Regions from separate parts of the Mus musculus genome. Here all the other regions are linked to region 2. A link is a loop called in an ENCODE intact Hi-C map of the cell type or tissue named here. Cell type or tissue: heart. All regions are shown on one strand. Each heading gives the region's core, and the rest is flanking DNA. Links, peaks and the distances in the headings are about the cores only.

What was found. Hi-C counts contacts between places; a loop is a spot of excess contacts. Peaks named below come from ENCODE experiments on the same cell type or tissue, not always from the same donor. Only the 100,000 strongest peaks of a DNase experiment are listed, where the experiment ranks them.
Region 1: it touches region 2 in a loop (3-fold over the local background); 19 of 42 quality-filtered maps call a loop at or near these places.
Region 3: it touches region 2 in a loop (8-fold over the local background); 7 of 42 quality-filtered maps call a loop at or near these places.
Region 4: it touches region 2 in a loop (5-fold over the local background); 29 of 42 quality-filtered maps call a loop at or near these places.
Region 5: a loop joins it to region 2, with 5 times the contacts of the local background. A loop is called at or near these places in 31 of 42 quality-filtered maps.
Region 6: a loop joins it to region 2, with 7 times the contacts of the local background. A loop is called at or near these places in 20 of 42 quality-filtered maps.

What each region holds. Positions count from the first base shown.
Region 1 is chr7:98,700,647-98,705,958 of GRCm38, forward strand. Thap12 (THAP domain containing 12) reads left to right here and starts at 2,601. Exons shown (of 5, transcript NM_028410.2): 1 at 2,601-2,832. The coding sequence starts at 2,744. It overlaps Gm15506 (predicted gene 15506), which reads right to left and starts at 2,282. Exons shown (of 1, transcript NR_144495.1): 1 at 1-2,282. It also overlaps the pseudogene LOC108167485. In heart, for the core only: a CTCF peak has its summit at 2,476; a DNase peak (open chromatin) is centred at 2,365; H3K4me3 peaks cover 3,532 bases; H3K27ac peaks cover 2,650 bases.
Region 2 is chr7:98,478,755-98,484,066 of GRCm38, forward strand. Gm38588 (a long non-coding RNA gene) reads left to right here and starts at 2,511. Exons shown (of 3, transcript XR_869808.1): 1 at 2,511-2,640; 2 at 4,611-4,827. In heart, for the core only: no CTCF peak of the experiment used is centred there; DNase peaks (open chromatin) are centred at 2,567, 3,297 and 4,047; H3K27ac peaks cover 1,499 bases; H3K27me3 peaks cover 1,146 bases.
Region 3 is chr7:98,776,617-98,781,928 of GRCm38, forward strand. No RefSeq gene overlaps it. Among named protein-coding and RNA genes, the nearest start is that of Gm33720, 16 kb to the left of the region's middle. In heart, for the core only: a CTCF peak has its summit at 2,539 (motif pointing left); a DNase peak (open chromatin) is centred at 2,535; H3K27ac peaks cover 929 bases.
Region 4 is chr7:98,605,251-98,609,250 of GRCm38, forward strand. All of the region lies in intron 14 of Emsy (EMSY, BRCA2-interacting transcriptional repressor), which reads right to left. Among named protein-coding and RNA genes, the nearest start is that of Emsy, 49 kb to the right of the region's middle. In heart, for the core only: CTCF peaks have their summits at 2,124 and 3,480 (motif pointing left); no DNase peak of the experiment used is centred there.
Region 5 is chr7:98,585,998-98,591,180 of GRCm38, forward strand. Emsy (EMSY, BRCA2-interacting transcriptional repressor) reads right to left here. Exons shown (of 20, transcript NM_172280.2): 20 at 4,597-4,887. The coding sequence ends at 4,693. Among named protein-coding and RNA genes, the nearest start is that of Emsy, 68 kb to the right of the region's middle. In heart, for the core only: a CTCF peak has its summit at 3,255; no DNase peak of the experiment used is centred there.
Region 6 is chr7:98,694,840-98,700,151 of GRCm38, forward strand. It overlaps Gm15506 (predicted gene 15506), which reads right to left. Exons shown (of 1, transcript NR_144495.1): 1 at 1-5,312. Among named protein-coding and RNA genes, the nearest start is that of Gm15506, 5.4 kb to the right of the region's middle. In heart, for the core only: a CTCF peak has its summit at 2,896 (motif pointing left); no DNase peak of the experiment used is centred there.

The DNA.
Region 1 (5,312 bases), core at 642-4,641, 220 kb after region 2:
CGGGCCCAAAAATCAGAAAGGAGAGAGCTGTGTGAGTGGAAATGCGTACCAAACCAAAGCCCCAAAGCAGACACACCTGGAAGGGTGGCCCAGAATCAAACAACAGGGAATCTGAGAACCAAGAGCAAGCTAGACAAGAAAATGAGTGTCTGCAGGGCACTGAGAAAACACTGAGATATGGGATCATGGCTGGATCTGAGTGTACAGAATTAGGAACCTAAGAGAGCTGTGAAGTAAGGTCCAGGACAGGACAGCAAGCAGGCACTTCAGAGTTAGTGGGAACTCTTCTGCCACCTAGGTCATTATGATCTCTGTCGTGTTCATTGACGGTGCACAGCCATTTCAAAGTGCTTTGCTCTGGACTAAGTTAGGGCGGTAATTCCTCTTCCCCCAAACCTGAGACATCCTGCTGCTGTTTGACTACTGCTGGGTGTCTTAGCGTTTTACTGCTGTGAACAGACACCATGACCAAGGCAAGTCTTAAAAAGGCCAACATTTCATTGGGGCTGGCTTATAGGTTTAGAGGTTTAGTCCATTATCATCAAGGCGGGGACATGGCAGCATCCAGGCAGGCATGGTGCAGAAGCTGAGAGTTCTCCATCTTCATCTGAAGGCTGTTAGTGGAAGACTGACTTCCAGGCAGGTAGGGTTAGGGTCTTAAGCCCACACCCACAGTTACACATCTGCTAAAGGCCACACCTCCTAATAGGGTCACTCCCTGGGCCAAGCACATACAAACCATCACATTTCACTCCCTGGCCCCCACAGACTTGTTCAAACATATGAGGCTATAAGGGCCACAGCTAAACATAGCATAATACAAAATACATTTAGTCTAATTTCCAGAGTCCCCAGTCTATAGCAGCTCAACAATGTTAAAAGTTCAGAGTTGCTGGAGAGATGGCTCAATGGTTAGATCTGACTGCTCTTCCAGAGGTCCTGAGTTCAATTCCCAGCAACCACATGGTGGCTCACAACCATCTGTAATGGGATCCAATGCCCTCTTCTGGTGTGTCTGAAGACAGCTACAGCGTACTCATATACATAAAATAAATAAATAAAATCTTTTAAAAAAAAGTTCAAAGTCTCTTCTGAGATTCATCCAATCACTTTATTGTAATCCCAATAGCAAGACAGGAAACCAGCTGGGCAAACTCCAAACGCTGCATCTCCATGTCTGATACCGTAGCAGTCGTCAGATCTCCTACTCTCTGAGCATGCTCCCTGCAGAAGGTGGCTGGCAGGGGCCCGACTTCTGGGATTCTACACAGGCAGAGCCATTTCCTCATCAGCACTCTGCTGCAGCTAACTCCACATCTCAGAACTTGTCCTCTTTTCCCTCACCTATAAACTAGCGTTCTTAATTTCCTTTGAATGACCAGATGGACACTCAAATTTCCCCAAGTTCAGGCTGATCCTTCAAAATACTTGCTATAGCTTTGACAGACGTTTTTCTCGTGTTCAGGTTTCCTTTCAGAATGAATCTAATGGTTTCTTTCTCTAAATGTAATTTCTTCAGCCATCCTTCTCACTGTTAACTGCTTGTTCACACAAAGTCCGTGACCTTTTGGATATTTGCATCCGTTCTGTGGGTGACTGGACGACTACTTCATGGATCATCTCAGACATTTTCCCACCCTTCTTTAAACCTTTTGTGCCAGTCAAATACTCAAGCCCTCGACACCACTTCACCCCCATACGCTTCTTTCAAAAGTGGTGGGTCTTACTTGCAGACGTGTTCGATTTTACGCAAAATTTGATACTTTGTTCTAAATAGCGGCCACTCATTTTGAAACAAAACCATACAGGAACGTTATCAGGCCAGGACTGTGAGAAGCCTGAGGTAAAAATCTCTAGGGTGCTGCTGGCCTAATCATTGCACTATTCCTGCCTCTCTGGAAACCACCAAGGAAGTTACTGCTTTTCTGAGCTTTTACCCTAGCGTCTAGTCAAGGTGTGCGGCTAGCAATCTAGCACTAATTCGGTCACAGAGTAACCGGAAGGCAAAACGGGTTAAAAATTAAATCCTCTACAACTCATGTTTGCGTTCAACCCGCGAGTTGTTTCAAAGCAATCGCAAGGGTCATCCCGAATCTGTTGCCTTTAAGAGTCTACGGTGACTCACGCAATGGACGCATGAACCGTGACAACTTTTACACAAGCCGGGCAGACGCAGCCGTGAAGTAACGTTCTAGCTTGCCCTGGATCTGCAGGAACCCGCACACAGCAAACCTACCCGAATAACCCGGGGTTGCGCTCGCCAGTCCCGGGGAGACTACAGCGCATGCGCAATTCCTTCCTTGCGCGGGTTGGGTTGTGCGCATGTGCATTGAGACTACGCAGCTGGCCCGACCCTCTCGAGTGCGCATGCCCGCCCGCAGGGACGGTCGCCTGCGAAGAGGGCGGGGGCGGATAGCTGAGGGAAGAGAGGGCACCCTCCAGCGCCAGGGTGCATTGTGGGAAGGAGGCGGTAGCGTCCCGGGCGGGCTGGAGGTGCAGCAGCGGCGGCGGCGGCGGTAAATCCTCCCGGCCGCACACAGCACTGTGGAGCCGCGGCCCCAGCCCAGCCTCGGCCCGCGCGCCCCTCCTGCCCCTCGCGGCTTCGCGCGCCAGCCCCTCCTCCGCGCGCGGCCTTGCGGAGCCGGCCGGCCGGCCCAGCTCCCCTCCCCGGCCCCGCGGGGCGGCCGCGCTGCCCTGACGAGGCGGGGAGGGGAGGGCTGGACCGGCCGGCGGCCGGACGACCATGCCGAACTTCTGCGCTGCCCCCAACTGCACACGGAAGAGCACGCAGTCTGACCTGGCCTTCTTCAGGTTCCCGCGGGACCCGGCCAGGTGAGTGGGGCGCGGAAGCTTCAGGGACTTGCGCGCACGTGCGCTCGCGGGCACCCGGCCCAGTGGGTGCCACCCGGGGGCGCGAAGGCGGATGAAGTGGGCGCTTAGCGCCTTTGGTGGTCCGACGCGGTTCCTTAGCTGTCAAAGAAGTAACCCTTCTCCAGGGCTGTGTTCCCAGGGGCCCTGCCTTCCCCCGCGTCACTGGTCTCTTCTAGGACAGTGTTTCTGTTTGGAGGCGAGCCGCTTTCTTTGATCTTAAATCAGGTCACAACTGCCTCCTTCGGACTTGTCAACCCAGTGTTCAAATGCCGACCGTTACTCATTGTCTCCCTTGGTTGTTGGGACCACAGAGGACAAGTGTGAGGGCGTGGGAATATGGTATTGCAACTTCACTTTTCCTTGGGGTAGTTTATAATCTGGGACGTAGTCTGAGAATCATAGGGACTTAGTGTGATAGACTGCAGGTAGTTCTCAGAGCTCTCCTGTTGGCTCATTCGTTTAAAAATCAGTGCTTAACCATGTTTGAAGTACTCATGTCAGGTGCTGGAGACTCGAGTGAATTTTGTCACGGACGGCAGAAAGCACCTAATCCACAGAGAGAGAGAGCAGATCTATCAACGAGCGCTGAATATAGCATGATATTAATTGAGCAAATATTTATTGAAAGCCGACAGTTGGTAGAAATTGGTCAGAGTATGAGAGTGGGTAACATGAACCAATGAAAATCCCTCTTCTCAGAGGTTACATTCAAGTCTTGGGAAATTGGCAAGTAAAATATTTATAATACCGTGTCCAATAATGAAAAATATCCTGAAGAAAAATACAGCAGGGGTTGGAAGGGCTTTTAGCTAGGGAACAGGTGGAAAGATAGCTCAATGCTGAAGAGCACTTATACTCGCAGAAGGCCTGGGTTCTATACCCACATTAGGTGACTTCAGTTCCAGGGGATTACACAACCTCTTCTGGCCTTCCTGTGTACCAGGTATGCTCAAAGTGCAAAACGCTCGTGCATATACCAGAGCAGATTAAAGAAAAAAGCATAGCCAGGGAGCTGAGCAGTGGACATTGTCTGTTATCCCAGCGCTGAGGAGGCAGGGAGAATTGAGATTTGAAGCAGGCCTGGGTTAGAGTAAGTTCCAGGCCAGTTAGGGCTGTAGTGTGAGTCTTGTCTCATGAACCCGTTTAAAAAAAAAAGTATAAAAAACGGAGGCACAGTTTCTATTTTAAACATAACAGAAAAAAGTCTCACCATAATGAATCTGAACAACAACAAAAAAAAATTGAATTGGGGAAGGGGAGAGCTGTGCAATATGTTGGAAAAGCATCTGGAAACAGTAAGAGTGAAGTCAAGGCATGCTTGCTGATGAGGTTTATATGGGAGACGGAAATTGTTTAGGAAATTGTTGTCCATGGAAGATATTCTGGTGGTTATCCTGAGTGAAGTGGGAGAGTTTAGAGCTGCAAGAGTTCTTAACAGGATTTTTGGCTGCTTGTTAGTTGTAGGGAAGTAAAGATATGAGCAGGAAGACCAAGGGAAGACTGTTGCAATAATCCAGATCAGTAGAAGAGGATGAAGAGGGAAATTGATGCCTTTAGATAAGGTTTGAAGATGAAGCCAACAGGATTTACTAGTAATTTGGATGTCGTTTATAAGAGAAAAGAGTCAAGACTAACTTCTGAGATTATGTGTGGGTATGGGGTGTGTGTATGTGGAGGCCAGAGGGCATCCTGTGTCTTGCTCTATTCCTCCTTTAAGAAGGATCTGACTGAACCTGTAGCCAGATTCAGCCAACCCCAGCAATCCTCCGTCTCCACTCCCCAAAGTGTTAGAGTTACAGAAGTTTTTAACATAAAACAGTTACTGACATAAGAAAGATTGGAGTATTAGTCTGTTCGGAAGATATTATAGTTTGATTTATAGTGTGATACCTGGTAGGCTTGGACAGGCAGAGATGTCTTCAGCCAGAGGATGGAGTTTAGCACTAAAGAACCTGATTAGCATGCATGAGGTTCTCGGTTCTGTCCCCTGTACTGGGGGAAATAGAAATACCTTCATACCACATGTGAAAATGAACTTCATATGGCTGCTTTCTCTTTTTCTACATTGTCATCAATATTTGTCTCTTTTTTCCCCCCTAAGATGGTTTCTCTATGTAACCCTGGCTGTCCTGGAACTTACTCTGTAGAGCAGGAGGTCTGCCTGCTTTTGTCTCCTAAGTGCCGAAATCAAAGGAGTGAGCCACCATGCTTGGAATAGATTTCTGTTTTGGTTTAGATCTCTTTATAAATATGTTTATATATTTGAATCGCCTTTGGATGTGTGGTTGATGGCCTTTTAAAATATATTCATTTTATTAATTTATTTATTGGAGACAAGGTCTCATTCAGTCTAGCCTAGAATTCACTATGTAATCCAGGCAGGCTTTGAACTAGCTGCAATCCTCCTGCTTCAGTCTCCTCAGTGCTGGAATTATAGGCAT
Region 2 (5,312 bases), core at 546-4,545:
GTTTCTGAGCCTCCATCCCCACTTCACTACAGAGGCCAGATGCCTTTACTGTCTTGTGGGCTCTTGTGCAATCCAAGGGGGGTCAGGAAGTGGAAGCCACCCAAACTCAGGATATGGGACAGCTATGACTTAGGGTGTACACATGTAAGTGACCTGACCCATGAATCTCTGTGAAGCCTTGCAGGCAGAACACAATGAGCCTATGTGAGCTGTCACTGTGTCATGCAAGCACTGTCTATGAGTTTCTGTGTCTATGCACTTGTGTTTTGTGTTTCTGAGTGCAGGTGACACTGTATCTGTGAGCCTGGAGAGCTGCAAGCCTGGCTTCAGCATGTGTGTGGTTGAATCTGAGTGTCTGTGTAAGCCCTGCTGTGAGCACCGTGCAGCTCACCTTTGTATTTCCTATAACATGTGTCTGTGCATGCCCATGTATGTGCCATTTCTAGTGTAGCTGGCTTTACCTATAGGCTTTCACACTTGAGCAGTACAGGAGAGCAGCCAGCCAGCTGGTCACCAAGGAGATGTCCCCACTGGTGGCCCAAGCAGCTGTTCTCAGACTTCTGCACACAGACACCTTTGGAAGAATCTGGGGTTTGGGGTGGGGAGTGGGACCCTGGCTCTAAAACTTGCCAATTAAGCACAAGTAGTTATGTGAGCTGGCCCCTCTGAGGGTGTTCCCTTGCCCTACACTTCTTTGTCAGAATTGGGGAGTGGGCTGTACCCCCACTATGCCCTGCATACTGCCTGCTCAGCATGGTCAGGCCTGTCTTTAGCTCTACCATGCCCACGACCCTTGAAGGAACTGTTTGTCCATTTTATGAACCAGGAGATGGAGAGTTGGAGGGGGTAGTGTGCCCTCTCCCTTCCCTGACCCCTGCCTCCTAGCACTAGAGAAGCCCCCCTCCAAAAAGCCACAGTCCCCAGTATGTTCCCAGGGGTCTGCCTCCAGGACCAAGGCTCTCGTCTAGAGAGCTGTGGGGCCTTTGGAGCCAGGCACAGTGGCTCTGGAGAGAAGCCAGCCTGGTGTCTTACATGAGCTCACACACTCAGGCAGAGTCCTATGCTGGCTTTTAGCTGGTGACTGAGATGTCCCTCTGTCCCACCAGCCTAGGTATCCTCCCATCCTTTGGGAGTGGGTTCTCAGGGGAGAACCATTCCAGCCTCACTAGGAAATGGGGGGGTCATACTTCAGCAGAGGGGTCCCTGGTGGAGCCAGGTGATTGGAAGCAGTCAGTCCCCCATCATGCAATTGGGCATGATTTGGGGTAGTGGACTTGGAACACTGCAGAGTCTTTAGCTCACCTCCAGGCTCTGCATCTTTCTGCTCCACCACAGGCTCCCAGAACCCCAGATCATTTGCTGTGGCACATTCTCTACTCTTCCCCAGGCCCCTCGGGATACCCCAACTTTGCTCCTGCCGCTGTCTACCTAAATGACCTTAGTCCTTTCCAACGCCCTGTAAATTGCTACATACCCATCAAAGCCCATCTGAAGAAGCCTCCTCCTGTTGCTATAAACCTTCCCCACCCCTCCTCTGAATGAGCTAACAGTTGCTATGGCTGGCAGCTCTGGGGCAGCAGCCTTCTCCAGCTCATTCCTTTAGCCTGATGCCCAAGTAGAGGCAGGTGAGGGACTGAATTAGTGAGTGGGCAAATACGCAAAGTGACAAAGCCAAGGAGCCCATAGACTTCTTATGGGATCCTTCCTTGGACTGATGCCCACTCAGGGTCCAGTGGTTTAGGCTCTGTGGCATGTCAGCTGCCCTAGCCTCTCTTGTACAGCTTCTGCTCACAACCCCACAGCAACTGCAGTCATGCACAGCCTGGTGTTTCTTTCCAGACCCTTGGCTACCACCTCTCCTGACAGATTCCTCCTCTCCAGGTCTCGCTCTTTGCCACTTCCTACAGGAAGCCCTCCAAGCCTTCCCTGGAGCCTTTGTCCCACCCCTGAGTGTTATGCAAGAGATATCTGCCATGGATTTTCATTCCCAGCCACTCTGGCTGTACTGATCTGAGACCTGGGGCTTCCTGAGCAGGGCCAGGTCTATGCCCTGCTCTTGTAACTTGAGTCTCTGGTCAACAGAGAAGGAATTTAATGTGGCAGAAGAGGTAGAGGCAGCTACAGTTGTTAAGTAAGCACCGGTGTAAGGATACCAATGTTTGGGGAACACTGCTCAAAAGAAAAGAGAAGCCACATTAAGCTGGAGGCAGTTACACACTGCAGAGAGGGACACATGGATTGTCCATCGCCTACACAGTCTCTGGACAGCCTGGAGGTCCTGGGGAGAGGGTCAGCTGCTCCTTAATGAGAAGTCAAGGTCCCCAGTCCAATCCTGGCTCCCTCCTGAAGGGTCTGAGGTCTACACGACCCCTCTCCCTGACCCTCACTCATGTCCTGTTCAAGGTGCCAGTCTCAGAGAGATGGATCTTAGGACATCCACTAGGGGGCAGGCAAGGCATTCCAGAAGCAGACAGGCTTTCTGAGTTACAGGCTGGTGACCTGGCTGGCCGGCTGGAAGAGGGAGGGCAGTGGTAGGCTTAACTAACTGTATCGACTTGCCTGGAGACTCCACCTGACCACTGAAGGGCAGCGAGGAATCAGTGTCCTGTCACCACACAGAAGGCCTGGGGGCACCGGGAGGTATGTATTAAAGGGTTCATTGGCCTTTCATTAGTCACACTTTCTACCAAATGACAAGTAGGTCGAGCTCATTTAGAGTACGTTCCCTGGCTCCCGTGGCTTATTGCACCCTCTCCTGGGAGGCAGGCCAGATTGTCCCATTCACAGACAGCGAGACACTTAGTGGCCTCCCACTGATGGCTTGGCCTTTCTTCTGAGCCCTAGATCTACAGACCAGGTCTCTCAACTATGCAGGGTCTAGCCAGGTGTGTGTGTGTGTGTGCCCATGTGTGTACACACATGTGTACAGGTGTGCATGAGTGTATACATGTATGTAGATTGTGTTTAGGTATGTGTGCATGCAAATAGAGCCAGAGGTTGATGCTGAATTTTCCTTGATTGTTCTTCACTTTAGTTTTTGAGACAGGGTCTCTCACTGTACCCAGAGTTTACTGATTGGGCTAGCCAATGAGCTCCAGTCTCAGGCTCCCTATCGCTAGGTTTAGAGGTGCATGCCACACAGCGACCTTTCTGTGGAGTGCTGGGAGTCAGAACTCAGGCCTTTCTGCTGCATGACAAGCACGTTACTGACTTAGCCATTCCCCCAACCCTAAGGCCTGGGCTCCTTAAAGGCTTGGTACTGGAAACACTGTGAGGCTTTCACACGTAGCTGTAGAGCACCTTTCATGTCACACAAAAAGGGAATTAATGTGTATGAGGTGTCTGGGACTCCATCTTCTCCACAGTCCCACGAGGTAAGTAGGAGCCATCTTTTTAGATGAAGGTATTCAGGCTGGGGTCAAGGTCACCCGGCCACCCTATTCGCAGAACTGAACCTCAACTCCAAAGCCAACTCTAACACCAACCTGGCAACCTCACGAGCTACAGAGTAATGAGGTGACATGGACACACACACACATACAGAGAGAGAGAGAGAGAGGGAGGGAGAGGGAAAAGCCCAACAGTGGAAACATGAGCATTCTGAGATGAAGCCAGAAAAGGAACCGGTTAGGGCAATGCCATGAACAGATGTATACATGAATAGAAGGGCTAAGAAGGGTGCTGAGGACAGAGGCCACGTTCCAGCTAATAGTATGTCAGGCTGTGGGAGAGCAAAGGGAAGGCCAGAGACCTAGGATGCTTCAGACTTGTGCGGCTATGCGGCTGTGCGCGGCAGTAGCCCCTTCAGTGTCTCTCCTGTCCCTCCTTCGGTGGCCTTTCCCTGGCTCCTGAGCCCAAGGAATACAGACACTCGAGACCCCTTTGGGCCATTTTTGCAGGGTCAGCATGGAGCCCTCCTAGGAAGTTCCTCCAGCCTTCGCCTCTGGAATTTTCCATGAGAGAGGGAGGAGGTGGGGAAGAGGGAAGCAGAGAGGGAGGAGCCGGAGAGGAAAGAGAGTGGGGAACTGGAAAGGGCTTTTGGTGGCGATAACCAAACAGGCTGGAAAGAGCAGGAAGGAGAGGGGGGCAGAGGACATGTGTGGTTGTGTGATCTGTGAGATGATGTGAACAATCCAAGAGAGAGGAAAGACAGGAGGGGTGGTATGAGCCCCACCACAGTGACATCATAGCTCTTTAAGCAGGGAGTGGCCCGACCCATGGCTGCCACAGGGACATAGGAACAGGAAAGGGGGCCTTGGACTAGGAAGCTGTCCTAGGGAAAGGGTGAGAACCCAGAAGAGGCTCCGGGTTCAGACGGGAGGAGGGAGATATGAGAAGGAAGACTTAGGGAGGGATGCAGACCAGTGGCCGAGGGAACCAGGGACAGAGTCCATCCATGGTGACACTGGCCTGAAGGCTGTGATCCGGCTCAGTAGGCTGAGGAGCCGGAGGCAGCAGTGAGGAGCGGGAAGACAGGAAAGTAGTCAGCTCCCTTCTAAGTCTGACTGGGAAGAGGCAGCTGGGAATTAGGGCTTTGTCCCTACTGCTGGGAAAAACACACAGGGAGAGCAACTATCTAAATGTTTCTTCCTCGGGACCGTATCTGCCAGCAGGCAGCACAGCTAACCACCAGGAGACTGGGCACACCTACGGGATGCATGCAGACAGGATCAAGTTTGTTCTGAGGAAGAGTTCAGACCTCAAACCCTGGTGTCCTGCCTGCCTGCCGCTCAGAGGAGAGAGAGAGCCAGCAGGCACCACCCACCCAGCCCGGAAGAGACCAGAGAGCAGAGTCCTCAACGCCCAGGGCTTTCCGAGAGATCACAGGTCTGAAAAGGAGCAGCTTCGGGGAGAAGGGCAAGCATCCCCTGACATAGCCCGGCCTCCTTGTCTGGATTAATCACGGGATCTCCACGGCTGCTGCTATCTAACTGATGCCAAAACATGTCTTCCCCCCCCCCCATTCCCTTTTGTACCTTAGGGAATCAGCTGTAGTAAAAGACACATGGCTCCTGTGTGGACTAACAGTGAGAAAATCTACTTCTGGGCCCTGAAGATGGCAGCCCAGTTCCTATGAGTGTGTCTACAAATGTGCCTGTGTGTCTGAGTGTGTATATGTGTACACACAGAAAGGAGACTTTTGTCCACATCTCTGGTGTACGAACAAGGATTTGGGGGAGCTGGAACATTTGTCCCTCCATACACATAAGATGTGAGCCATACGTTGACATTCAGACAAAATTGCGTGTCTCCTTGTTACAGACAAAGGATGATGAAATGAAAAATGCTTGTTCTGATTTCCAGCCACATTT
Region 3 (5,312 bases), core at 493-4,492, 300 kb after region 2:
GAACAACCAAACGATTCTACTAAAGCTCACCAGAGGGAACCAAAGTGTCTATTAGGCTTACTTGTAACGCATCAGTGACCCCAAAGCAGCCACCCTGGAAAATCCACACCCAGCATGGATGATGGGTTCTCCAAGGCTACATAGATGTTGCACTCCCTATCAGACACCCCAGCCTGTGTAGTCTTGCTACTCTCAAGACCTTGAGGCCATGTGCAATTAGGGCAGAAGGGCATATAAGTGGCTGATAGGAGAGGCTGGATTGTCAGGCAAAGACCCAGTGACTCTCTACTCCCTCTCTGAGGGAATGTCAACAGGCACCAAGTTGGCTCTTCGTGGCAGATTGCAAGCTGGCACAGCTGATTGAGGAAGATGGCAGCTGTTTTGCTCAGAGAACCACATTTTACAACACTCCCATTTCAGCAGGGCTGGGAAGCAGGAGAGTCCAGCCTGCTGCCATCTCTCTGGCTCTGCTGAGATCCCCTTACATCCAGGGCATGGGCCTTAGCTCGGCCCCACCTGGCCCAGGTGGGCCTCCTAGTCCTGTTCACAGGGCCAACAGGCTGTAGTGTCTGCAGACCATGACCCCGCCCAGCAGAAGACATCTCAGTCACTCCTGCCAACATCCCAGTGCCTCGGTGCGCTTGACAGGTGGGCTGCCTGCCTCCTTGAGCCTTCCCCCGCCCCTGTGCCCCAGTATGAGCTAGAAAAGGGCTGGACAGTGTGGTGAAGGAGGCCTCAGATGGAGCTGGCTCTCATGCTCAGTGGACCTTCAGTGTTGCTGTGTGCCCTGGGCAAGTTACTAGGGCTTTCTGATAGTCCCTGGCTTCACCTGACCTTCAGCAGGTTCAGGAGCCAAGCTGTGCAGATAGGCTTTACCCAACTAGGTGCTGGGCAATGGGAGGGGCTTCTGCTAGACTTTGCTCTCTCCCATGACCCAATCCTCCCTCCCACCCTTTCCCACTGATCCTTGCCGTCACGTCACATTGACAAGGAATGCTTTTGGGTTTTTCAAGGACCATTGCCCCCACTCGAAAGCTGGCTCTGTACACATCCCACACAGGGAGCTCAGACAGCCCCAGGCAGGTGGCCCCTGAGGACCTGTCTGCCCAGCCTATAAAGTAGAAGCAAAGAGGCCAGGCAGGGAACTGCAGGGGAGAGAGGCTGGGGGGGGGGGGGAGAGTTGCTGCAGGGGATGCAGGGAGGGTAGAGAAGGCACAGAGGTTGGGTTTGATTTGCCCTACATCCCGGAGTGTGGGAATGCTTATAGATCTTCAGGTTGTATACCACACAGGGGCCAGCTGGGAGGCCCATGAATGTCCTACATCTAGATCCCCTTAGCCTCCCTCTGGGGCCTCCTAGACCTCTCAGCCACTCACTCCTTTGGGCCTAGGTGCTGCAAATTGGAATAGTGTATGGGTCAGAGTCGCTGAAATGCTGATGTACAACAACAGTCTTGTGTGGAGAGGTGCAGCCGGGGACTTTGCAGCCAGATAGTTAAAGGCTGAGCTTAGCCACTCTCCACTGTGTGGTATTGAGAGAGTCCATTGACTTCTCTGAGCCTCTGATTCCCAGCATTTAAACAGATTAAGGTATAAAACTGGCAGAGAAAAGCCCGCCAGTCTTAAACGCACAGCTCAAGCCCCTTGTCCATATATATACAGCCACACACATCTCTCTAAAAGTTCCCTTGTAGGGTTTCAGTTTCTTCCTGAGGCCTGTCACACAGTGGGTCCTGGGTCCTGCACATAGTGAGCCTGATGCATGAGGGCTGTTAGTTCTCACTCAAGTTTGCTTGGCAAGCTGCACCTCATTCTAGCTTCTCCACAAGCCTGGATTTTACTCCCAGAAAGCTAAGGCGAAATCAGGCAGTAGTCCTGGCTTGACTCTGTGGCCCAAGACAAGCCAACTCCCTTCTTTGGACCAATGAAGAGATTAGACTAGATGTTTTCCTGGGGCAGCCTAGGCTCTGTGTTTAAATGTTGTGGTCTGGGACCCTTGGTTGTTCCCACTCAGCCAGCGATGTGGCCTGGGCCTCTGAGTGGGTTGCATACATTGGGAAAGAGGGAGGGAGCTGCTTTTGCTTGTCAGCGAGCTGGGATAGTCCCTGGGGTGCACACTCAGAGCCCTACTCCACCCCAAACTGCACAAGCATTTTTAGAGATCCCTTTACCTCCCCGATGGCCCCTGACCCATTTCACATCTGTCAGGAAGGAATTGGGGGCCCCCGGCCTTTCCTCCCCTGTAACACTCCGGGGACACCCTCAGATCAGATGAGAGTGGAGGTGACAACAGAGAGAAGAATAAATCTTGAGACAAAGTCTTGCATTGCTCCACCAGTGTAGACTGATGCAGCTGAGAGCCATACTACCTTGAGCCAGCTAGAAATCGGAGGCGAGTAGCAGTCAAGGTCTGGATAGGAAGAGCTCATCCCCCAGGACAGCCCAGCACAGCCAGGGCCCCACATTCCAGCCACTGTCCTCTGGGCTGTCCCACCAGGAAGCCTTCAGCCTTGTTGGCGTGTGGGCACGAGTGCCCCCTGCTGGGCAAGTATATGCCCTGAGGATAAAACACTGTCTGAAGACAGGCAGGTGAAGGTTGGCATCTTGGCCTCCTCTTTCTCTAGTTGGTTGACTTTGGGCAAATTGGCAGCCACTGGCATCTTTGTATATGTGTTTGTGGGTGTGGAGGTCGCAGGTTAACATGGAATGCCTTCCCTTATCTTTCTTTCTGTTTTTTGAGACAAGGATTTTCATTGAACATTGGAGCTCACTGACTAGGTTAGGGGACCTGGCCAGTGAGTTCCAAAACTTGAGCTATCTCTGTCTGCCCTGAGGTTACAGATCTGGATCACAGTGCTTTGGTATTATATGGATGCTGGGACTTGTGTGGCAGGCCTTTACCAGCTCAGTCGTTCCCACACTTTAGAAAGAGAGAACTATCGCAAGCCGTCATCCAACTTCCACACATGCATTGTGACATGTGCATCTGTGTGCACACATATGCATGTGCACATACGAATACTTAACACAGATAAATTTAAAAAAATAAATGTAGTGAGAATTTTGGTTTCTTTGAAAACACAGAAGTATTATGGGAATATGTTTTCGTTTTAACCTCATGTGTGGTATGTGGGGCTACTTCAGACGGTCCGCAGCAGCTGACTATAATTTGCCCTGTGCTCTAGTGGTACATGATTTTGCCAGCTGCAGATAGTTTCTGCAATTGTGTGGTGTTTGGAAGTCTGGGGACTTTTGAGAGGATATTGAAATGCTAAGGCCCGGAGAGGGTGGGTCATTGGGTGGTGGTAGTGATGGGTCATTGGTTGGTTGCTGTGGGCGGCAATTTGCTAAGTAGTTGTGCTCAAAGAAGAAAAAGAAGAACTTAGATATCCCGACAGCAAAGATCAAACTTGGCCCAAGGAACTTGATGCCCCTAATCAACAGAAAGTAGTCTAACAATAATGCTGCTCCCAGCCGGGCACGGTGGCGCATGCCTTTAATCCCAGCACTTGGGAGGCAGAGGCAGGTGGATTTCTGAGTTCGAGGCCAGCCTGGTCTACAAAGTGAGTTCCAGGACAGCCAGGGCTATACAGAGAAACCCTGTCTCGAAAAAGAAAAAAAAATGCCGCTCCTTTCCTCCCCACCCCCTATCCTTTTCTCTCTCCTAGGTAGTGTTAGGGGATTGAAGGGCTAGAAAAAGGATGGAGAAGGGCAGCAGAAATAAGAAGCCACAAAGTTGCCAAAGTCTGACTACAGATAGACCTCTAAGAGGTAGAGCCTGTAAGAGGTCTCTTATTAGTTACTATGTCAAAACAATTGACTAAAGTGATTTATCTTGGCTTATAGTTTGAAGGTATAGTCGGTCCTAGTGGAGAAGGCATAGCAGCAGAAGTATGAAACACATTGTGCCTGCAATCAGGAACTGAGCCATGAGTGATTGTTCTTAGCCTGCTTTATCCTTTTTACCCAGTGTTGTGTTTTATAAAAAGATAGAGAGATAAGGAATGTGCTTGGTGGATGTGCAGTCAGGTGTAGGGAAAGGGGGTGGCTCTGCGGGGGCCATGCTGAGGCATCCCTTCCCCCGAGGGACCAGCCGCATGAATAGAGTTTATTCAGGGCATGGGGAGGGGAGTTGAGGGAGAAGAGACAGAGAAAGGCAGAGAGAGAGAGAGAGAGAGAGAGAGAGTAAGTAGAGAGTAGAGGCCAGCCACGAACACATGGAGAAGGGGGGAGGGAAATGGGGAGGGGGAAGCAGGAGCTGGGGGACAGAGCAGGAGCAAGAGGGAGAGGAGGGGGCAAGCAGCCCCTTCTATAGAGAGTCAGACACACCTGGCTGTTGCCAGGCAACTGTGGGACAGAGCCTAGACTAAATGCCAACACCTAGTCCAGCTCTCTAGCCCACAGGATGGAGATACCCCTATTCAGGGTGGGTTTTCCATCCTCAGTTAAGCCTTTCTGGAAACACATAACAGATGTGTATTTTCACAATGACGTTGTATTCAGTCAAGCTGACTGACGATTAGCCACCACAAGGTTATTACTGCCTTTCCTTTCTCTGGCCTTGTGTCTGGCCACGCGATCTCGCCTTTTCACAAGTGTCCCACCGCGTGGCATCTTCCGCCACTAAGGAGGTGATGCATCCAGAGAGCTGTTTGGATGTCTGCCCTTTAAAACCGAGAGCTAAAGAACTCTCTTCTCCTGCTTAGCTACTCAGCCACGGGTATTTCATTGAAAATGGAGAGTTAGCCGGGCGTGGTGGCGCACGCCTTTAATCCTAACACTTGGGAGGCAGAGGCAGGCGGATTTCTGAGGTCGAGGCCAGCCTGGTCTACAGAGTGAGTTCCAGGACAGCCAGGGCTACACAGAGAAACCCTGTCTCGAAAAACCTAAAAAAAAAAAAAAAAAAAAAAAAAGAAAGAAAGAAAGAAAGAAAGAAAATAGAGAGTTACTGAAGCTTTGCCCCGTCAGTGATCTGAATTCCTCTTTTATTCTAATGTAGTCACAGTCTAGGGATTAGCATGTGGACATCCTTGGAGTAAGAGGTCTGTCACTCCATCCAAATAATTCCTTCCTTGACCAGGACTGGGAGACTCTGATCTCTGTTCATCAGAAGAGCTGGTTAACGTTATGTGCCGGTGTTGTCTTCCTTTCCTGGTTCCTTCAAGTTTGAATGGTTACAGTGACTCAATTCTCTTTCTGTCAGTGTGGAATCATAGCTCATTGTAGACAGAAACTAAAGACTACAAATAAAGACTACAACTAACTTTGAAGGAAGAGAATATAAAGAATTCAGATATTCATAAATAGGTAATC
Region 4 (4,000 bases), core at 1-4,000, 130 kb after region 2:
TGGCTCACAACCATCCGTAAGTGTGTCTGAAGACAGCTACAGTGTACTTACATATAATACATAAATTAAAAAAAAACAAAAACAAAATGAAAGTGTGAACTAAGTAAAAACTGTTTCGACAGTCTCCCCCCTTCTACAATTTGGGCTTACGCTCAAACCTAGAGATGCTTCGGTCATAGGACACCAGGAATCTGATCTCCTGTTTCTGCAGCAGGCATTCAGGTGTCCAGCTAACATGTTTTATGTTTTAACATGACAATGTATGCTACAAAGTATTAGCATGTCTAAACTAGACCTTTGTACTTCTTACGGATAGTGGCCTGCTTCAGACGTTCCTTACTGGTTCTTTATCAATTATGTATTAGATGTCTACTGCATATTAGGTACCAGGAATCCATACTTTAGTACTATACTCAAAGGCAAACCCAGGCATGTATGATATGTCTTTGTCATAAACTGTCTGTGACATCCTTTTATAATCATAAGACTTCTAACTTAGCAGGATCTTAAAAGTCAATGTTCTCCTCCACCCTCTACCACTTCCACATGCAGTCATCATCAGAGAACCCGCCACTTTCTAATACTTCCTTTTCACATACTTCCACATGCAGTCATCATCAGAGAACCCGCCACTTTCTAATACTTCCTTTTCAGTTCTGCCTGCACAGCTGTGATATACAAAGTTGTTTTGTTTTTTTACATAAAGTAGAAATAGATCTTTCTGTCATCTGTACAACAGTACTATTGTCTGTCCACTCACCTACAAAGGCCAACTCACTTCATTTATACCACAGAGCACAACATGACTAACAGTCCCAGAACCCCACCTAATCCATCCCCACTCCTTCACACACAACGATTCCCAGATGTCTAACCTCCCTAAGCCATCTCTTCCGAGCTAAGGCCGAGCTGTCTATAGTCCTTCTGTGTTAGAATATAAGCCTTTCCTCTGAAGCATTGTCCCAATGTTATAGAGAACAACAATTCCACAAAATTTTCTGCAAAAAAAAGGGTTCTGTGGTCAAAATCACTGGGAAACATTTTATATTATGTATTAGATATCCTAGTTTTCACCTTTAATAATATAAATTACCAAATAAGTTAGCTAATGAAATTCTGCAAAAAGTACATTTTATATGACCCATGTTTGCTTTTAAAAAAACAAAACAAAACAAAAACAAAAACAAAAACAAAACCTTCACTCTGGCCTCCTAAGATCATGATTCTTAAGAAAAAGTAATGCCAGAAACTGAGTTCTTAATTAAAACTGTATCTTTATGACATTTATTTACAAATTTGACTCATGTTCTGCTCCTTTAAATGTCTACTCTCAATTCACTTCCTTGTTCTCTTCTGGTTTGCTTAATAGAATCTTATATTCAATCCACCTTAAACCTTTTAGATGGGCGGTGTGGCATACACCTTTGATCCCAACACTTCGGAGGCATAGGCAGGCAGATCTCTGAGATCAAGGCCAGCCTGGTCTACAGAGCTAGTACCAGGAGAGCCAGGGCTAAAGAAATCCTGTCTCAAAAAACCAAGCAAGCAAGCAAGCAAACAAACAAAACCCACAACCTTTTAGAAATAAAGCTGGATATAAGTAAAAAAAATAATAAAAATTAAAAAAATCTGAACACCAATAAGGATACTTACCTCACTTTACAAGTGAGAAAGAAAACTTGGAAGAGCTATTTGAGAAGATAGAAGGCAAGTAGCTTCAGAAAACACATCATCTGGGTTTCAGTGAGTGACACAGGCAAAAATGTTATTCATCTAATAGTCTTGGCAAACTTATTATCTATCAATATTCAAACAAAAGTCTAAAAATGTTAGGAGAAAGTGAAGAGGAGAAACAATGTTTTGGAATGAGGCAATAAAAATGAGTTTATAAGCATGAAGCTTAATCATTCCCCTGTTATTCTTAAGATGCCAACAGAGAAGAAAACAATAACAAAAAGTATAAAACAAAGTAGTTAAAATTAACATAAAAAACAGTACCAGATATATAATATGGTGTGATGAGTCCTGCCAGGGTGATTAAGATTCCCATCAAGAAGATGCCCAAGGCTTTCTACTCTACCTATTCAGGAATTAAACCCGGGGCCTAGATGCCTCCTAGTGGTGGGTATAGTTAGAAACCACTAAAGCATCCAGCATGTACAGGAAAAACCCTTGAAAAGAACTCTTCGGTCAAAAAAGATCAATTCTTCCTTAGAACAGAACAAAGAATAATGGACTTTAAAAAATCATCGATAGATGCTACAATGTATGGACAAGTGACTGACGAGGAATGCTACACTTACAGTCTCAGAGTACCTCCTCCAAAACTGACATTAATTCCAAAGAGGAATATGTTAACTTCACAGCAGAGAAAACTAGAAGCAATCATCCTAACCAAGTGACCACCATTCCTCTCATCAATGTGGCAGACATCATGTCTACCTGAGGAAGCTGATAGTCATCTACCTGTACAATTCCTACTGAATTAAATCATAAAGAAGATTCTACAAAGTAACCAATCTAAACTCTTCAAAATATCATAATCAAGGGGGAAAGTGAGGATTAAGAGGCTATCTAGGGCAAAAGAGAATAAAGAATGCTAATGGCATCAGAAATGATGGCCCATACACTTAATTCGAGCTCTTGGGAGGCTAAGGCAGAAAGATCTCCATGAGTTTCAGTCTAGCCTGGACTAGAGAATAAGATCCTGTCTCAAAACATCAAAGAGGAGGGCCAGACCTGTCTATAATCCCCAGAACTCATAAGAGGCAGGCAGATTTTTTTTTTAAAATTTATGGCCTGCCTAGTCTACATATCAAGTTCCAGGCTAATCAGGATTACACAGTGAGAAGAGGAGGAAGGGGGAAAGAGAAGGAAGTGACAACAGTAATGTGATAGTTACAATGTCACATAGCTGAGTGTAATATGTGACCCTGAGCTAGAACGTGACTAGGAGACAAAGCAATAGAGAACATCACTTATCACTTAGTAGTATATCTAGATGAATTATAAATTAGCTAACAGTATTACATTAAATTTCTTGACTTTGATAATGGTAATTTAGTTTCACAAGGATAAGACATAAGAAATTAGAGACCTAAAAAATAACTGTTTAGAGGTTAAATCACATAGTACCTATAACTACTCTTTAACTGGCTAAAAGACTTAAAAATTGTACACACATACAATAGACACAACAGAAAAGAGACTAGAGACAAAAGTAATAAAGCAAGGCTATCATTATTTCAGTGGCAGTGCGTGTGTTAGCCATGTATAAGGCTATATATACATAAGTCTCATCTTCAGAACCAAAAATTAAAATACAAAAATAAAACTAGGGCTGGAGAGATAGCTCAATGGTTAGGAACACTGGCTGCTTTTTCAGGGGACCCAAGTTTGATTCCAAGAAGCCACATGGCAACCCACACTGTCTAAACTATTCCCTAAGGATCTGATGCCCTCTCCTGGCCTCTTCCAAACCAGGCATGTATGCTGGTGTACAGACATAGGCAAAACACCCATACACATAAAAAATAAATAAAAATTTTAAAAATGAAACCACCAGCTGGGTAGAACAAAATATAAACAAGTAGGAATGGCTGGCAATCAGAGCCACACATTGTAAGTGGTTTACAAACTGATTTACAATCAGCAGGAAGATAAAATGAGAATTAGCAAAATGACTTGCAATTATTACCCTGATAGCAGGGTGAGAAAAACTACTTACTTTCTAAAATAAGTGCTATATTGTTTGTTGAAATCAACAGCTTATTTATTTTTAACTGACAAGCTTTCAAAGACCATTTTCTACTTGCTCTGTGAATAAGCATTTCTTTTTCTTGGAGTGTGGACTTTTAGTCTTTAGCATTGTTTTGTTCGCTACTAAGAAAAATGTGTATGCTGCAACTGTATGTGAATTTTTCTAATGTACTAGCCTAGATTTAAGATCTAGCCAGGTGTGATGCTTTACCCTGTAACCCCAGGACCTGGGAGATGAAGG
Region 5 (5,183 bases), core at 1,184-5,183, 110 kb after region 2:
AACCAGAAGAGCCAAGCGTTTAAACACAGCCCTGTTTCCTTTGCACTTACTCTGTTTCTTGCTGCCCTCCATCCAAGCAGCCTACTGTGGGGACCATAGAAAGCAATGCATTGAAAGAGCAAGCTTTCAACTCTGACACCATGCAGTTTAAATTTCAAGCAATGCTGCACCAGAGAGGAAGAACTCAAACACATTTTAATGGTGAAGAAAAACTTTTCTTCTAATGCTAGTAATACTTCTAACACTTCACACACTCCCAACTGAAGTTATAAAACTACTAGAGGGACTGGAGAGATACTTCTCCAGAGACAAACCAATGGCCAAGATGCTCATAGAAAATGCTCATCACTAGCTATCAGGGAAACGTGTCCTAACCACAGTGAGGTACCACTACACATAGATACTGGGGAGGCTACATTAGAAGAGTCAATAGCAAGTGTTGGCAAGAAGCCCTCATGCAGAGCTAGACTGAATGCAAAACACCTGGTCTCTGTGGCAAACAATCTTGGCAGTTCCTTAAAAGGTCAAAGGTAGGTAGTTACTCAGGAGAACCGAAACCTGAGCAGAACTGGTGCACACGAGTTGGCAGCAACATAGGCTCAAAGGAGCTAAGAAATAAGACAACATGAGTCCATCAGCTGATGATTTTTAAAGTGATGCAGCCATGTGTAGGAACAGCCATAAGGAAGGGAGCACTGATACTTGCTCCAACAGGGATGAGTCCTGAGATATGACACCAAGTGAAGCCATCATGAAAGACCATCTACTGTATTCCATTCAAATGAGGCACCCAGAGCGGTAAGTCCACAGGGACAGAAAGACGGATGGTGCCCTAGGGCTAGAGAAGTGGTTGTGCTGACAATGCTGTCAGAGGTACTTTCTTTCACTGATGGATAAAAATGTTCTAAAATTGATTTTGGTAATGGGTGCCCTGTCTGTGATAAATCCTAGAAACCATTGAGCCACACACATCATGTGTGTAAGCAGATGGCCTGAGTACTCTGTAAAACTGGATATCTGTGAGTTCAAGGCCAGCCTTTCTACACAGTGATTTCCAGGTCAGCCAAAGCTACATAGTAACATGACACGTGTTTCAAAACCAATAAATAAAAAATAAGAGGAGTCTTTAAAATTCACCATAAGGTACACCTGCAATAGTAGGTATTTATTAGTTTACTTTAAACCAAATCTCTTTTGAGATAATACATTTGGGGTCAAATGTATTATGTGGTAGGGAATGACTGTGGCTTCCCATTCTCCTGCTTCCAACCCCCAAGAACTGGAATTATAAGCATCCACCACCCTGCCTAGTTTTTCTGTGGTGCTAAGAATCAAACTCAGAGCTGAGCATTCCAGGCAAGCATCCTACTAACTGAGCTGCATCTCCAACTCAAAACCAAATCTTCAATGATCAACAGAATTCTTTTTGTTGGTTTTTTTTTTTTTTTTTTTTTTTTTTTTCCTTTCTGAGACAGGGTTTCTCTGTGTAGCCCTGGCTGTCCTGGAACTCACTCTGTAGACCAGGCTGGCCTCAAACTCAGAAATCCACCTGCCTCTGCCTCCCAAGTGCTGGGATTAAAGACGTGCACCACCACGCCCGGCATGAAAAGAATTCTAATGGCTTTGCCGAAGTACATCATTATCTCTAAATATTCTTCAGAGATAGCTTGCAATTACTTTTAATTTATGGACTTAAACATAAAACAAAGAAATAGTGCTATCAACTTCAGCAAAAGCATGTCTAAGGATGGATCCAGACATGTTCTGTCATTGTCAATCCACTTAAGAAAGGGCCTGGAGAGATGGCTCAGTAGTTAAGAGTCATCTAGAGCCATGGTAGCTGATCTAACAGGGCCTGGTTTCAATTCCCAGCACTCACATGGTATCTCACATTGTCTGTAACTTCAGTCCCAGGGAATCCATGGGTAGGCACTGAATGTATATGGTGCACCAGAAATGTATAGGCCAAACACTCACACATGTAAAATAAGGGTTGGGGGGAACCTGGAGAATGTCTAAGAAACTCAGTGCTGGCCCTGGGGAGATAGGTCAGTACAGTGCTTGCCACACAAACAGAAACCAGCTCTCACATGAAAAGCCAGGCCATGACTTGTGCCTATAACCCCAGCACTGGGGAAGTGGACCTGCTAGGCAGCAAATCTATGCAGGCAGCAGGTCTATACTAGTCAGCAAGCTCCAGATCCCTGTTGCAAAAAACAAGGTGGGGACCTGCAAGATGCCTCAGTGGGTAAAGCCTCCTGCTGCCAGGCCTGACACCTGAGTCAAATTCCCATGACCCAGGTGGCAAGAGAGCCAACTCCTGTAAGTTGTCCTCCAGCCTGCACATGTATACAGACATAATGAATACATACACACACATATATATACAAAAATAAAATACATAAAAATGTAATTTAAAAAACAGCAACCCAGGAATCAGGAAGATGGCCTCTATGCAACAACCCCAGGGTTGATCTCTGTCCTCCACACACACAGACAAAACCACTACATATGCTGAATATGTGCTGATTAAAAAAAAGAGGAGAACTCTGGAATTGTTGCTCCCCCTTCCTTCACGAGCAGGAAGCCTTGCCTGTAAGCTCCATCTGGGTAGGATTTCCCATGTCCTCACTGTAATAGCCTTGGTGGCTAGAGCCTTACCTGGCACATAAAATAGGAGTGAATATTATTTGTTCATAAAATCATGCTCTATTTGGCATTAGAACCATTCAAAGGAAAAAAAATAAATCTTACTTGATATTCATGTATGTGTGCAAATATATATGCACAAGTGATTCTTTAAAAGCAGACTAAAGTAGACTCATTTGTCATTTAACCTGCTGGAGCACAGAGAGGCTATATTCTCAAAACACGGACATGGTATGCTGATAGTAGAGATGGAACATAACTTATTCAAGTTTGTTCTTATTTCCTGATCCATGTGTATCCAAAAGATATTTTATTTGATAAAAACTTACACCTGTAAGTAATGAGCTGACCATAACAGAAGGCTTAACCTGGAATACATGGATGGTCTTGGGAGTTCTTAAGTCCCTAAAATTGTATGCAAAATCTTAACACGTGTCCTGGCATGTGTATTTTTTTGGTGAGAGAGTTCATAGAATAATCAGCTTCTTAAAGATGTCTATGACCCAAGAGAAGTTAAATTTCCCCTTAGCTAGGAACAGTCACAAAGTGGTTGTTGAAACACATTTGTACAATAAAATGCTATCCAAGAGCTCCATCTATGGGTGAGTAACTTTCACCTAGTAGAAATGGGGACAATCACCACCACAAGGTAGGTGTCTCAGGGATGCTCCTGCCGAGATTATCAGTGTAAGTTACACAAGTGTAAGCACTTGTGTAAGTTGATTAACTACAGCATCACAGCTTCTCCCCAGGTGTAGACACAGAAATTAGGACGCTACTGATAAATTCTACTTACAGTACTTCAGCACCAAAAACTGGGCAGTTAAGTTGATAAATGTATATACAGTTCAACATTTGTCAGTCTTAAAATGCTTATTTATAGTGAAATTCATATAAAACCGTTAAAAACTTTTCTATTTACACTTTTTAAAAATGAAAGGTATAGTTTCCTTTGCCACAGCTTGTCAAAATTCTTACCCTCCCATCCCTTACCCTTCACTCTACTTGTGATAGACAGCAATCACAAGACCACACCTGCACGTAAACAAACTGCACCCTAAAAAATTAAAAACTTAAAAACATTACATTTAGAACTGTAAGTGAACATTTTCATACATTTCAAAGGATTTAAACCAAAGTAAGTCAAAGTTGTTTTCAAAGTCTCAGTCCAACACGGGTGTGCAACGTCGGTGTCGAGAAAGCATCCAATGAGCAGAGCTCATTTTCAGGAACACCACTGAGCATTTCCTTTGGGCTAGAAATGTCTTTTCCTCTGCTTCCGGACCAAATCTTCTCTAATCCGTCTTCTTAAAGGGGGGTGAGGGGGTGGGAAGGTGGGAAGGCCAGGGATCCAGCTTCCCAGGACATGTAGGAAAAGGGATTCGGCCTGCTTCAAAACATTTACATTAAATAAATAGGCAAGTGTGGAACTCCACAATAAATTAGTATACAACCAAGGAGCACATGTACAAGCCACCCCAAACTGCCCAGGCAGCAACCTGACTGATGTCTACCGTCCAGCAAGGACTCCAATGCCAGGACTTCCCTAGGTATTCATAAACTAATCATGAACTGAGCAAATGTAAAATGCTAGCCAAATCAACATCTCCAGGGATTTGCAAAAACAAACACAATTTTTGAAAAACTGTTCAGATACATCATTTCAAAAATACAAACTCTTCATATTCTCCTTTCTTTTCCTTTTCATACTCTCTGGTGGTATTTGCTCAGTGGAAAGCAGTCGAGGACCACTCACAGGAAAGTCTCTTCTCGCTGCTTAGCACCAACAAGGTGCCGGGCTCCATGGGGTGCATCGTTTCCTCTGCTTTTTTTTTTTTCTTTTTCTATTTTTTTTTTTTAAAGTACATTCCTCTGTGAGTTTAATTTTGTTAAAATGCTTCTAGGTCCCCAGCCTAAATATGAGCAAAGTGCTTTTTTCTTTCTTTCTTTTTTTTTTTTTTCTTTTTTACTATAACAAATTTTAAGTTTCCCTGGACATTTGGTAACCACGCAGGCTCTAAAGTGCACTCCGGCGTCTGCACACTAGGACCGTTCTACAGCGCTCTGAGAGGGGCTGGGCTCAGTCCCGTCCTCCGTGCTGCTGTCTATGTCCTGCTCCATGGCTGTCTCGTCGTCATCTAGCTGCTGACTGGTGAAGTTGTTCAACTCTAGAAGCCCACTGGGCTCCACCACCACATTGGAGCTGGAGTGACAAGGAATAGCATACTGGGGAATGGCCTGGAAGAGAAGATTCACAAGAGAATGTTTATAGTGGAAAAGCCAAGAGGAGACTGTGTCCTTCCCCCCCCCCCCCCCCCCCAAGCATAGAAAGCTGGCATGTCCTGGACCACCTCCATGACAAGCACTGGGCTAGATCTCACACGTTATCCTACTGCATCTGTAACAATGTTGGGTGGAAACTGTAGCTTCCATGTAACACGTGAGGAAACAGGAGGTAAGAGATGTCCTCAAGGTCACAGCTGTCAGGGTTAATGCTAGATCCCACCTCAAATCCCACACAACTCTAACTGTGG
Region 6 (5,312 bases), core at 496-4,495, 220 kb after region 2:
AAAGCAAAAATCACTTCCCTGGCTTGGCTTGAGTTGGCTAAGTTTGGGCTCCTTTATCATCCTAGCTCTGCCATCAAGCAGGTGTGTGACTCAAGAAGTTGTCCAATCTCCCCGGGCCTATTGCTCATCTAATCTGGGCTTTAATTCTGAAGTTACTTATTAGGTTATTTTATTACTTATTAGGTTCTTTTAGCCCCATGTGTGTGTAGAGGCATGCTTATGCTATGGCCCACACATAGAGTCAGAGGATACATCGTGGGAGTTGGATCTTTATTTCCATCGTGGGAGTGTCCCTGGATCCAGGGACTGAACTCAGGTCATCAGGCTTGGCTTTACCTGATGAGCCGTCTCATCAGCACCTCTTTCTTTAAGTGAGGCCTATGTCTAGTTTCTTCCAGGAGGTAATATTTCAAACCAGTTCCTTGTGGCCAAGGCTTGGGGGCTGCACTACTTAAGAGGAACTAGTAATGGCACGAGCTTAACAATTATCATTTCACTGTGCACTCTGCCTTCTCACATCCATTTTCTTATTTATACAGTTACTTTAAATGTAGCAATTCCAACTTTCTATTTTTTGTATTATAAAAATTGGGTACTGATAATTTTATTCTGGGAAAGATTAGTCTGCTAAGGCAAGAACCACAGTGGGTATACCTTCCAGAGTTGGTCATTTTCCTTCATCCCACAATGTTAGTCAGTAGCCAAGGGCAAGGGCTATGTCTGTGTCTACAGGCCAATCCCAAAGAGATTCAGTAAGTGGCTCTTTGTTAGACAATTGGGAGGGAGGAAGCTGAGGCAGATATGGGGCTGAGGAAGGCCTCCAGTGCCAGGGGCAAACTTCTGTCTGTTTCTGTATTTCTCAACTTTCTAAATCTCAACAAGCAAAAATATCAACAAAGCACATGTTAAAATCTTTTTTTCCTGGCTTTTTGTCACCCTTGTTTCCCATAACAACACTGTAGTCAATTCTTCTAGCATTTTAAGTACTGCTTGCTTCTCCAGTGTCTAGAGTGTGGTTTTTCTTAAAAAGGACAACTATTAAAATGATTGTACAGGTAGTGCTTAGAGGACAACAACACTGAGTTTGTGGACCTAACACCTGCCATCTAGCTCCATATAAAGACTCTTAACAACTAGCTCCAAAAAAGGTCACCTTTAGGGACTTGGGTCCCACCTGGATTAATCTGTCACTCTAGAAGTACAGTCAGAATCACACGACGTGTAAGAATTTGTCTTGATAAAAGTGGCTTAGGTAGTAACTAGTCAGAGACTGAATGCTGTAATGAATGAGGCACACTTTTTGCTGCTTTTCTACCGTGGTGTAGAGTACCTAGGAGCTGTAAGACAATGGAGCACTGAACTACATGCCAGGCTTTCTGCCCTGCGCCTCGTGTTATTCAGCCCAAGAGTCGCATAAAGGTGCTCTATTTTTGACTCATTTCCCCCACGTAAATGGATGTGCACACATATTTTTTTGTGTATTACCATATCTGTCTAGAACAGTGACAGGCTTGTATAAGCACGGAGTATTTGTTGAATGGAGAAATGGACAATGCACAAGGTCTATGGTATTCTTCCCCTTACAAACGGGTACTCTGGGTGCAGATACACCATTCAGTCCAGGGCCAGCTGAGGAGCCAGAAGCAAAGCCTGAGCCCCACCCTTACTCTTTCTAGACACAGCAGGAATAACACTTAGGCACCGAGGAACTCGTACAGTTCACGGAATCTATAGCCCGAGGACCTCTAAATCATGGCCGTTTATGTGGTGTACTCATTTATGGGCTTGGAAGCTTACTAAAGTGATACAGCAAATATTTTCATTTTACCGAAGCAATGACAAAATGCACATTTTAGTTTCATTTCTGGGGCGACATTAACTCCATAGTTTGTTGTTACTTAAAACTCTACAGTATAGGGGATGAAGAGACAGCTCACTGGTGAAGAGGGCTTGCAGCTCTTGCCAAGAACCTGAGTTCAGTTCCCAGCATCCACCGCATGCAGTTCACAACCACCTCTTCACAACTCCAGCTCCAGGGAAGCTGACCTCCCCTTCTGCACTACACCTTGCCCACCACAGGTACCCATACTCATATGCACATAACCACCCATCCCCAAATAATTAAAAATAAATCTTAAAAAAATACAACATAAAAAACCCCAACATAATCATGTACAGTAATTCCAGACAACAATGAAGTGACACTTTTGAATGTCAAGAGTTCTTTAAGTCACAATGTTACATGTCTTATGTTTTTGTAGTCTTCTCAATGTAAAACAAATATTACAGCTCGAAGCCATGCTCCCTGCATGTCCTAAGGGTGCCAGCAGACTTAATATCAATAGCACACTGAAAGCTATTCTTAGCACTAAAGCTCTGAGGAAGGCTCAAAGACTTTCCAGAAAGTCTCCTTTTCTCCTCCCTAGGGCCACATACTAGAAATGTGCCACTTGTGTGTTCATAACCACATTGGCTTTTTGAGAGGTCTCAATCACAACCTTTTAGGACATGGGTCCTTTTCCTTTCTGTCCCACTTTGGCTGCCAATACAATACCATGCAGCCTCCATGTGACCAAGCCAGTTAATTATTCATGAACCAAACTAGTGGTGGGGCCTCAATCTCTCAGCTGCTAAATTTTGATGCTATTTTAATTGTACTAATTTTAGAGAAAATATTTTAAAAACATATAAACAAAGATATATAAACGTCAACAACTCAAGAGTTGACAAATCCTTTCTAGGCACTTAAAAAACTTGGCAGGGGTGGGGGGTCCTGGAGAGATAGGTCAGCTGTTAGGAGCACTGGCTGCTCTTCCAGAGATCTGGAGTCCAATTCCCAGCAACCACACGGTGGCTCATGACCATCTGTAATGGGATCTAATGCCCTCTTCTGGTACATAGGTGTATAGGCAGACAGAGCACTCACACACATTAAATAAATAAATCTTTAAAAAACAAAACACCCCAACTTTTTAAAATTTATGCATATAATTTTTATCTTTTTAAACATCACAAGCATTTCCACTAAGCTGTTGAATACTCTTCATTAGCATGACTGTATACTAGCCTATTATAGTCAGACTGTAATTTATTTAACCAATTTCTGCTGTTAGACTTTCAGATTATTAAGCATAAATTTTGCCCGTATTTTAGACTGTTTCCTTAGGACAGATTCCCAGAAGTGGACTTAGAGGATCAGGGGACACAAACATTTCTAAAGCTCCCCACAGATAGTGCCAAATTGCCTTTCAGAAAGCTGTTGCCAATTTACACTTCCAACACTGCCAGCATATTTTTTTCTACCAATATGGATCTATGTAAAGGATAATAAAATTTAAGTGGAACATCCAGTCCTTGGGTTATTAATGAAGCTGGAGAGGCACAGTGACTTCTGGCACAGAGGCCTATGGCAAGGGTCATCTCTATCTCCAGGTATGCAGTTAACAGTGAGTTAGTGTGAGCACACGAGACAGCAGAGTTCAACAGGAAGACAATCAGATGTCAGACGGCCAAATCCAAGGCTGGGAGCGCTTCTGTCCACCGCTGTGTTGCACTTGGAGGACAGTGCGTGGCATATGTACCATTCAGTAAACATCTGCTGAGTGAATTAACACAGAATCTCCTTTCAGATGGCTGCTGCAGGGTTTGGTCACTTCTGGATCCTGGGAAACACTGACTTTCTGATTAGTCTTGTAAAGGTCTGCTCAGTCCTGAAAGTCTACCACAGCAATGGAAAAACAGTCCCAATGAAGGCAACAGTAAAGCTCTATCTAGGGTAAATACAAACAGACTCATCTAAAAGGGCACACCCTAGCACTGGTCAAAAGTACTTATACAATTGGTTTGTTTGTTTGTTTTTTTAATACGCTTGCAAAAAAATATACTGTGGTGGAATCTTGTCACCTCTACAGCACACGCTTTAATAGGTGATGACATCAATGGATTCAAACGCTGCCCACGGTCAAGTCATTTCTGGAATGACTGAAGTTCTCTTCCTTACTGCTCATTGCAACATGACATCACTTTCAGAATTGCCAAATAGGTTTTGAGATAAACCACAGGAATGATGTAGATGGTAGTTTGTTTAATACAAGTTTTAGTGAAAAAAAAATTCATTTTGTGAATCTGTATGTGGCCAAGCCTGTGTTCTCCTGGCCTCACACTCATTCCAATGTGCCATATTTTCTAGAGAGTAAGTTGTGAGACGATGCCAGACTGACTTGGCATGGACAGTGTTATTAATGGAAAACTATCACTCACCTGTCATTCTTCTATACATACTTTATGCACACTAGACAGGGACATGCAAACTTCGGCCCACAGGCTAATGTGGTTTACCACTCTTTGCCTCTGGTCCCCATTTTTAAAAAAAATTTTTTTTTTGAATTTAAAAATGACTGGGGGAAGAAATCAAAATATTTTATGAAAACTATGAAATTCCAATTCCAAGATCCATTTATAGTTTCACTGGAACGCAGCCACACTCATGTTTCCATATGAGCTCTGTCTGCTTTTGTACTAAGAAACTGGATGGCTCACAAAATATAGTGTTTCCTATACAGTCTGCTGACAACTGCACTAGGCCCAAGTGGGTCCTTGGAAGGGCCCCCATCAGATTTGTTTGTAGGTATTATTATGGGGTGAAGTGTGATACAAGCGGTACCACATTACCAGGATCAGACAAGGCAGAGATCACAGAACAATGCATGGCTGCCTAGGATAAGATGCAAAAGCCTAGAAAATTGAGGAGGGCTGATCAAACTGAAGCTTCACCTGGAGACTGCAGTGTGAGCAGGCACACAGTTCAAAAGCTAAAACAGGCTCTTGCTCATTGAGAAACCTGGGACCTGGGACACTGTCCCCAGAGCCTAGTGAGACATGCTGGCGGCACATCTGGAAACAGCAGGCAGTCTGAGCAGTGTGTGCAGCACAGTGGCAGCTCCTCAGCAGCACTCTGCTCCTTTATTAAGTGTCTTCAAGTCATTTTCCATCCAGATCCTTCCAGACATCTCCACAGCAAATGTGGACTGAGAACAGGAAATGGATCTGAAAGAACACTCTAGAAAGCAGGATGTAGGACTACAACCCTTCTTCCCAAATGAGAGAGCTTCCTTTTTCCCCTTCTTTTTTGAAATAGGGTCTTTACTATGTTGCCCAGGATGGATTTGAACCCACACTTCTGCCTTAGCCTCCTAGTGCTGGGACTGCAGGCATATACTACGTTCATCTTGATGTTGTCATTTCAATCACTCAGACAGGGACAAAATTTAGGAGACTACCATCTTTGTGGGGTTTTTTTTCCCCCAAGTCAC